Regions from separate parts of the Homo sapiens genome. Here region 1 is linked to region 2. A link is an interaction called in ENCODE POLR2A ChIA-PET data of the cell type or tissue named here. Cell type or tissue: PC-9. All regions are shown on one strand. Each heading gives the region's core, and the rest is flanking DNA. Links, peaks and the distances in the headings are about the cores only. Region 1 has its middle 12 kb from the start of ZSCAN20. Region 2 overlaps ZNF362 (zinc finger protein 362).

Region 1 (4,382 bases), core at 140-4,139, 190 kb after region 2:
GATCCGCCTGCCTCAGCCTCCCAAAGTGCTGGGATTACAGGCGTGAGCCACCGTGCCCGGCCCATTGCTTTATTTTTCACCATATAACTCATGATTATATAATATATTGTATATTTACTTTAAAAATTGTCTGTTTTCTCCCATTAAAAGTAAGCTCCACAGTCTCAGGAATTTTAGATGTTTTGTTCACTGCTTATTCCCCACCACCTAGCGCAGTGCCTGGCACATTGTTGGGTGAATAAATAAAAACTACAATTGTGCTTCTGTCACCTTCTCCTTATAGTTCTAAAAGCTTTGATGTGTGTGTTTTGTGGCTCTAGTAATAGAGCTTTTATTATTTCCACATGATCCTCTTTAATCACTTAATGATTTGTCTTAAATTCTATTTTGTTTTCATATTATTGTTATTATTACCAAATTATGTCTTTTCATTGTTGGAAAGACTTCAAAGAGTTTTATTTTGTTTTAGGTTCAAAGTCATGCTATCTGCTAAGAAAATAGGGTGGGAGAACAGAGCCTCTCAATGTCCTGGGAGTATTGTTTTGTCTCAGGCAAAAGTTCCTAACGTGGTGACTCATATTTAAAACCATCAGTCTTGTAGCATTAACTCATGGTTAGTAAAAACAGACACACACACACACACACACGCATGCATACACACAGACACATCTACAAACAACAAACCTTCCAGAATACAAAAGCAAAAACCCATCACAGGTGGGCAGAGCTTACCAGGGAAAGAGAACAGCTACTGCAAAAGCCCTTAGGTGGAGGTGGGCGTGGCCCTTCTGATCAGCAGAGAGAAGGCCAAGTGTGTTGGGAAAGAGAGAGAGAGAGATGGGGGGAGTTGCATGGTTGGTATTCAATGGTGGGTGAGAACCAGCTCAGGTAAGGCATTGTAGGTCAGACAAAAAAAAATTATAAATGTGATGGGAAGCCATTGAAGGGCTTAAGCAAGAGAGTGCTGTGATATGGTTTATATTTTTATTTATTTATTTATTTATTTATTTATTTATTTATTTATTGAGACAGAGTCTCGCTTTGTCTCCCAGGCTGGAGTGCAATGGTGCGATCTTGGCTCACTTCAATCCCTGCCTCCCAGGTTCAAACAATTCTCGTGTCTCAGCCTCCTGAGTAGCTAGGATTACAGGTGCCTGCCAGCACACCCGGTTAATTTTTTTTTTTTTTGTATTTTTAGTAGAGATGGGGTTTTACCATGTTGGCCAGGCTGGTCTCAAACTCCTGACCTCAAGTGATCTTCCCACCTTGGCCTCCCAAAGTGCTGGGATTACCAGCATGAACCACTGCGCCCAGCCATGGTATATTTTTAAAAACTCACTCGAGATTCTGTGTGGAGGATGGGTTGCAGGGGGCAAGAATGAAAGCAGAGAGACAAGTCAAGAGACCATTGCCATCATCCAGGCAAGAGTTAATGGCCCTGTGACCTAGGAGCCTAGCCATGGAGATAGACAGATGTGGGCAGATTCAGGGTAGGTCCTGATGTGGTGTCAACAACAGGGCTAGCTGCTGGGGATGAGCAAAGAGAGGAATCGGGAATGAGTTTCAGGTTTGTGGATGGAGCAACTAAGTGGATGGTGTCATGCTGTGTGCTGAAACTTCCCCTGATACGGAGACACTTGGAGGGGAGCAGGTTGGGATGGACACGGCAGGGCTGGAAATCAGGAGTTTGCTTTGACTAAGTTAACTTTGAATTGCTTGTTTGACCTCTAAGTGAAGATGACAAATAGGCAGTTGGGTATGAGTCTGGAGCTCAGGGAAAAGTCAGTGCTGATGACAGTGACTTGAAAGTTATTGGCAAATAGATGGTATTTAAAAGCCATGAGACTGGATGAGATCACCTAGGGAGAGAATGCAGAGGCGAGAAGGGAGCCTAGTGTTCCCTGGAAATATGCTTATGTTTGGGCAAAGTTGAATTAGAAGCAGCAGATGAGGGAGTTAAGGTCCAGAGGCAGGCTCTGCCAGAGACCAGACCAGGGTCTAGTGGGGCAGACAGAGGTGACAAGTGACACCACAGTGAATTGGTGGAACTTGTAAGAATTCTTGGAGATCCTCGGGAATGAGAACGTGGTAGGATTTCCTGAAGTCTTGCAGGTGAAGAGCTCAGATGGTAGCTGCTTACCTGTTAAAAGGAAGTGTGGCTTGCTGGCAGAGGAAACAAAAAGACATCTGAGTCACTGCTCTTGTTACAGGTTTGTCATCCCCATCCACCAGGAGCAGGCACTCTGCCGCCTTTGCCTGAGAAGTGCCCAGCTCAGAATAGCTGTGGCCTGAATAAATGAACAGAGTGAATGTCTAACAGACCTTGTTCACATGATCTAAAGAGGGGACTCTAAATAATAAAGTCTGCAGGCCAAAAGGACAAAAGATCTTGAGAAACCAGGACCAGATGACTCCTAAGAGTCCAACCTACGAGCCCTTTTTGGGGATGGGAGAGTGGTGTGTTTTGCTGCTCCCTTGAGTGAGAGAATATTTTGCTTCTCTTCCCAGGACCGTCGAGAACCCCGTCATTCCCAGGCAGAGCATCTCAGCAAGCTCACAGGATAGAGCAGGAATCACATGGACAGAGATTTCCTAGCTGGCTTCTCCTTCCCTCTGAGCTCCCACAGTGGATCCCAAGGGGGCTGGGAGTGGGGAGAGCATCAACATGGGAAGGGAGGTCAGGCAGGTCTAGGGGGTGATGGGTGGTGGGGGATGAGTAGGACTAGATCAGGAAGGAAAGGAGCTTCTGCACCCACCTCAGCTGGCTTTTGGCTTTAGTTCAACCTGTTGTTCCTCTTCTATGGAGAGAAGAGAAGGTTGAAGCGGAGATGAGACAGTGAAACTATGGCCTGGCTGATGGCTCCACTCCCTGGCTTCAGTCCTTCTCCAGGCCCAGCTGATTTAGGGTTCCGTGAACACCCACACACCCTCCCAACAAATTCTGCCTGGGTAGTCTGAATTTCTATTTCTGGACAGAAAAGGAACCCCAACTCAGACAATAGAGTAATTGGGTTACTCTCAGCCTGGCCTCTTTCACTTCCCCAAAAGGGCTGATGCTGCTGCCTCCCTGCAGGTCTATATATAGGGAAATCTCTGAAAGTTCTGCCCGGCTGCCCCTGGCTGCATTCCCATTTGTTCTGTGGATGAATAAAAATATCTCCTTGTTCTACAGCTCTTGTTGAGACCTCTCTGCCTATTCTCATGATGTTTGGAATAACAGGAAACAAGGGCACCCTTTCCTCAAGGCTCTTTGGGAATTACATCTGAAAACACCAAAGTCACAAAGGCAATGACAACAAAGGAATTTGCAGTCAAACCCCAACTAACCCCTGGATGCCCAAATGGGGAAGTCATAACTGAGGTTTTCTCACTTTTTGCAGAGGAAGAAACTGTCTCAAGGACTTTGGCCAGTCACTGGTCTTCCCTGGGCTGCAGTTCTTCATCTGGAGAACTGGGGTCAGGGGGAACACGCACACAAAAACTGGGTGGTTAGGATTAGGAGAGAACGTAGTGGTGGCAGACAGTATCTTCTCAACAAGTGCTAGTTATTTTTATTAGTAAAAGGAATTCTGGGTAGCCAAAAGAGGGAATTCTGGGAAATAAAACATTTCTGGTTATGTTGTTTACAGTGCTTATCAGGCTGGGCATGGTGGCCCACATCTGTAATCCCAGCATTTTGGGAGGCCAAGTGGGTGTATCACTTGAGATCAAGAGTTCGAGACCAGCCTGGCCAACATGTTGAACATGTTGAAACCCCATCTCTACCAAAAAATACAAAAATTAGCCAGGTGTGGTGACAGGCTCCTGTAGTCCCAGCTACTCGGGAGGCTGAGGCAGGAGAATCGCTTGAACCTGGGAGGCAGAGGCTGCAGTGAGCCGAGATCTCACCCCTGCACTCCAGCCTGGGCAACGGAGTGAGACTCCGTTTCAAAATAAAAATAAATACATAAAAAAGTGCATGGGAGGCCGAGGCAGGCAGATCACGAGGTCAGGAGATCAAGACCATCCTGGCTAACAAGGTGAAACCCCGTCTCTACTAAAAATACAAAAAAATTAGCCAGGTATGGTGGTGGGCGCCTGTAGTCCCAGCTACTTGGGAGGCTGAGGCAGAATGGTGTGAACCCGGGAGGTGGAACTTGCAGTGACCTGAGATCATGCCACTGCACTCCAGAGCCTGGGTGACAGAGAGAGACTCCATCTCAAAAAAAAAAAAAAAAAAAAGAAAAAAAGAAAAAAAAAGTGCTTATCAAGCTGTCTGGCACATAGGAAGGTGCAAAAAATGATAGTTTTATGAAAAATATTTAGTGGTGGGACAAGGACTGAAGTGAACTCAGGCCCATGAAAACCATTTGAATTGGTGGTGGAGCTGTGGATGAACAGTT
Region 2 (4,382 bases), core at 146-4,145:
TCCGTAGAAGAGGGAACACTTGAGCTGGGTCTTGAAGGATGAGTAGAAGTTCACCAAGTGGGAAAGGACACTCTAGGTAAGGAGCCTGTGATTCCAGGTTGCACTCTGTCAATGAGGGTTTGTTCTTTGGGGGATTAAAGCATTGTGTTCGTCCCACCTTCCCTGAGTGCCCCCGCTGCTACCCTCTGGGTCTGCCCTGGGGGAGGTGTGTGCTTACCCTCCTGTAGCGGCCTCCTGTGTCGTGGTGGCTGTGGGTTCCTCCTCACGGCAGCTGCTGGGTCCCCATCAGTCCACATTTGGGGCCACAGGTCTGTATCTGTCATTTGTGTCTGGGTTTGGTGCTGTCTGTCCGCATGTTCCTGTGGCTGTGTTTGTCAGCATTGGTATGCAGTGGGCCTCCTGGGCTCCACTGTGGGGGTCACCTTGCATGCTTCCTTGGCCTCCAGCTTCAGGCCTCTTTGGCCGCTCTCCTCCCTGGCCCAGGCGCAGCCCCTGCCTCTCTGCTCTGCTCCCCAGGGGCCTCCCACTGCCTCTTCTCCTGTCCTTTCTAGTCCCCTCTACATTGGGCACTCAGAGGGGCCTTTCTCAACCACAGATTCTGTCCCATCACCCACTGCTTCAAGTCTAGCCTTCAGGCCTAGGAGTCAGGGAGCAGCCTTTAAGGTCTGGCCCCAGCTGCTGGCTCCAGCCTCATCTCCCATCTGCCAGGCAACACCGAACGCTCGTGGCTCCCCTCACACTGTTGGGCTCCTCGCCTGGGGGGCCTTTGCTCAAGCTGTTGCTTCTGCTGGGAATGCTCCCACTTCTTCTCTGCCTGGCTAACTCCCACTCATCCTTTAAGACCCAAGGCAGGCATCACCTCCCCTGGGAAGTCCTCCCTGATCCTCTCCAGGCTGGGTCAGGTCCCTGGCTCTGGGCTGCTAATCCCTTACATGGGGGGCAGGAGCAAGTGCCTTGCCCAAGATCACACAGCTGGTGAGTTGGAGTAAAGATTGGAACCCGGGTATGTTGGGCTGCAAACAGAGCGGGCTGTTCCACAGTCCTGGTGAGGCGACAGTGGCTGGGACTGTTGGAGAAGAGTGGGTGGGCTTGAGAGAGATTTTGGAACTGGAATCCTGAGGACATGGCTGAGATGGGTGTGAGGTGAGTGGGGAGGGAGGGCGAGTGTGGTAGATCACTTTGTGTCTGCAGGAGCATCTGGGCAGATGTGTGGTAGATCACTGTGTGTCTGCAGGAGCATCTGGGCAGATGTGCGGTAGATCACTGTGTGTCTGCAGGAGCATCTGGGCAGATGGGGATGTCCCGCTGTGAGCTGGGGGTGACCAGACCAGGTGCATGGCATAGGGGAAGACTAAGTCCAGCTCAGGCCTGCAGAGTCTGAGCAGCCCAGGAGTCGGCCAAAGGGACTGTCAGGGAGAGGCCTGGCTGGAGGTGGGGACTTCGGGCTTGGCTGGTATTTAGATTCTAAAGTGGTTGGGCCACCCAGGGAACTGAGGCTGGTGGGAGAGAGGGGGCTCCCGCTCTGTCCTGAGGAGCTGAATTGGTGGGGAAGAGAGGCTAGGGACTGTAAAGGAGGCTGAGAAAGTGAGGAGCCAGGTGTCATGGTACACAGGCCTTCTCCAAGGGGCCAGGTGGCAGGGAGGCCATGGAGGACAGGACTGGAAGGTGGGCCATAAGCTTTGACCTCAGGGAGGCCACGGTGGTGTGTGGTTGGCCTTATAGGTGAGAGTTCTTTGCAGAAGCTTATGGCTCACTTGTCTGCTTCCTTCACTTAGCTTGGGGCTCGGGGAGGGCAGAGTTCTTTCCAGTTGGCTCAGGTTCCCCAGCGCTGGTCCCAGTTTGGCCCAGAGGATTTGTCCAATATGAATGGATGGACAGATTGATAGATGGGCCAGCTGCCATCAGCAGGCCGTTTTCTGGAAGGGGCGTTTCGTTCATCCGCCCATCCACTGTTTTTCACCTTTTAGAATAAGAGAAACAAAATGACATTTGCTCCCCTGTAAGGATCAGCCCTGTGTCTTGGGGCTCACAGTAGAGAGTCTTGGCTTTTGTCGTGCTTGAGGCCTGGCCACCAGCGTGTTTCCTCTGCCCATTCTGGTATGCACACTCAACCCCCGGGTGGCTGTTCTGTCTCCACCCCCTGCCCTCACCAGGTCCTCAGATAGTCCCCTCTGCTTCACTGCTCCCCTGGCCCAGCATGCTTCCTGCCACCTTCTCACCACCAGCATTCCAACCCAACATCTTAGCATGGCATTCAGTGCCCTGTGTCTCCCCACCTCCCTGGTCTGCAGCTCTCTTTGGTGTCTTTGGGTGCTGTTCACTGTCCCAAGCCTGCCTTGTGCTTTCACATCTCCACACCTTTGCTGAAGCTGTGACCTCTTCCAGGAATGTCCTTCTGCCTTGTCCCTCTGTCCTGAACACACTTCTGGCCATGTCTCTTTCTGGCTTCAAGCCCCTCCCTTAGACAAGGTCTGAGTGGCTTGGCCTGGCCCTGGCTGTCTTACCCCTTCACCTCTCACCAGGGCCCACCCTCTTGTACAGGTCCCAGGGCTGCACAGGGGATACCCACCTCAAAGGCATGTTGGGAGTCTCACATGAGATGCTGTTGATGAGCACCTAGCAGTGTGTCTGACACGCAGGAAGAGCTCAGGAAATGTTTGGCCCCTGCCCTGCCTTCCCTGTGCCTGTCACACAGTAGGTAGATACCAGGACTAGGGTCACTGACTGAATCATTAAATTACTTAGAACCAGCCAGAAAATGATGCAGAGAAATCAGGCAAAGGTGGTGTGGATCAGATTAAGTGATCTGGGGCCCATCTAGGGTGAAGGGTGGCCCCTGCCTGACCAGGGGTCTGATAAGTGGCAGGATGTTCTATCCCAGCTGTGGTACCCTGGGCAAGACCCCCTCTTCCCATAGCCTCCTGATCAGGGTAGTGGCTCTGAACTTGGCATTGAACTGAACTGAAGAGGAGGAAAAGACGGATCTCCCAGAACTGTCTGAGAAGCAGCGAGGTGCAGTGGGCAGAGTCCTGGGCCAGGGCAGGAGTGAGGCAGGGTAGCCTGTTTCACCCCATTTTACAGAGGAGGAAACCTGAGGCTTAGAGAGCTAGCACCCAGCATCACATCACAGTGCTGCTTCCTGTTTCTCATGCATGTGGCCTGAGCAAGGTGCCTCCCTCCTGGTGCCCTTGTTTCTTCCTCCGTGAAATCAGGGTGAAAATTCTTCCTTGCTTGCCATCCTCCTGAGGTTCTGATGAGAATGCCAGTGGGCACAGAAGAGCTTTGTAAACTGTGAGCAGTGCTAGATAATTGTATGGGATTGTCTTTAAAGTCATTCTGATTATTATTACTTCATTTATTCATTCCATTATGCAACTCACATTATTGATAACCTCTGGGCCTGGGTGCTGGGGATACCCAGATGAACAGGACAGGTGTATCCAATTCTCAAGCTCCCTGCCCCCAGCCGTGGAGCCTCCTTACCCTGGCTTTACATCTCGGTCCCCTCCACATTTCCCCCTGTGGACAGTAGCAGGGTTGGGACAGGTCCTGAGACTGCTGTGTGAGCGGGTGCTCACCTGTGGGGTCGCAGCCGTGTCATCCTAAGGTAGGGTTTATTCACAAGCCTGTGGTCAGGATGCGTCATTCCCCTGAATACGTAAGGGACTGATGAGCTGGACTTCAGAGTCAGGCAGATTAGAGTGGGAATCTCAGCTCTCTGCTTACTTGCTGTGTGACCTTGAACAAGTCACTCCACCTCTCTGAATTCAGTTTCCTGAGCTATAAAATGGGAATGATAAGAGTACCTACCTGCCTTTCAGTGTCATTGTGCCTGGCACAAGAGAGGCACTTGGTAACTTGCAGCCTCCTCACCATAATTATTGTTTCGAGTTTGTTCTGGGAAAGGATATGTCCCAGGGGTCTGGAGCATTCAGGGAGAACTCCAGGCAGGAAGTACTTCTTGTGTTGGGCTGTAAGGGATTGGTGGGCAGAGGGAAGAGCATCTTGGTGCCTGTGGATGGAGGAGCAGGGGGGCTGATAGAGGGCAGGAGCTGCCCCAGCCACCTGAGGAGGGTGCTCTGACCCAAACTGGCCCTCAGGCTGGGAGTGAGGGGTAAGGACATTTGCATATAGATATTGAGCCATTTGCATATGGGCATTTGCTCTTCCAAAGACTAGGGTTTGCAAAGCAAATTCCCCAGAGGAACCAGCTTGAGCAAATCTGATTTCTAGTTTTGACTGTGGCACCTTCGCTTTGTGGCCTTGGACAGGTCTCCTCCTTCCCCTCTCTCTGAGCCTCAGTTTCTTCACTGATAAAATGGTATAATAATACCTCTTGTGCCTACTTTCAAGTAAAGATCACAAGAGATAATTCATCTAAA

The links. ChIA-PET counts read pairs that join two places held together with the same protein. Peaks named below come from ENCODE experiments on the same cell type or tissue, not always from the same donor. Only the 100,000 strongest peaks of a DNase experiment are listed, where the experiment ranks them.
Region 1: POLR2A ChIA-PET joins it to region 2 with 5 read pairs; 4 of 35 experiments call an interaction of 5 or more read pairs at or near these places.

The regions. Positions count from the first base shown.
Region 1 is chr1:33,458,147-33,462,528 of GRCh38, forward strand. No RefSeq gene overlaps it. Among named protein-coding and RNA genes, the nearest start is that of ZSCAN20, 12 kb to the right of the region's middle. RefSeq lists enhancers at 2,697-2,746, 2,867-2,946. In PC-9, for the core only: no CTCF peak of the experiment used is centred there; DNase peaks (open chromatin) are centred at 695 and 2,175; H3K27ac peaks cover 2,068 bases.
Region 2 is chr1:33,270,537-33,274,918 of GRCh38, forward strand. ZNF362 (zinc finger protein 362) reads left to right here. Exons shown (of 9, transcript NM_152493.3): 2 at 1-76. The coding sequence starts at 39. Among named protein-coding and RNA genes, the nearest start is that of ZNF362, 16 kb to the left of the region's middle. In PC-9, for the core only: no CTCF peak of the experiment used is centred there; no DNase peak of the experiment used is centred there.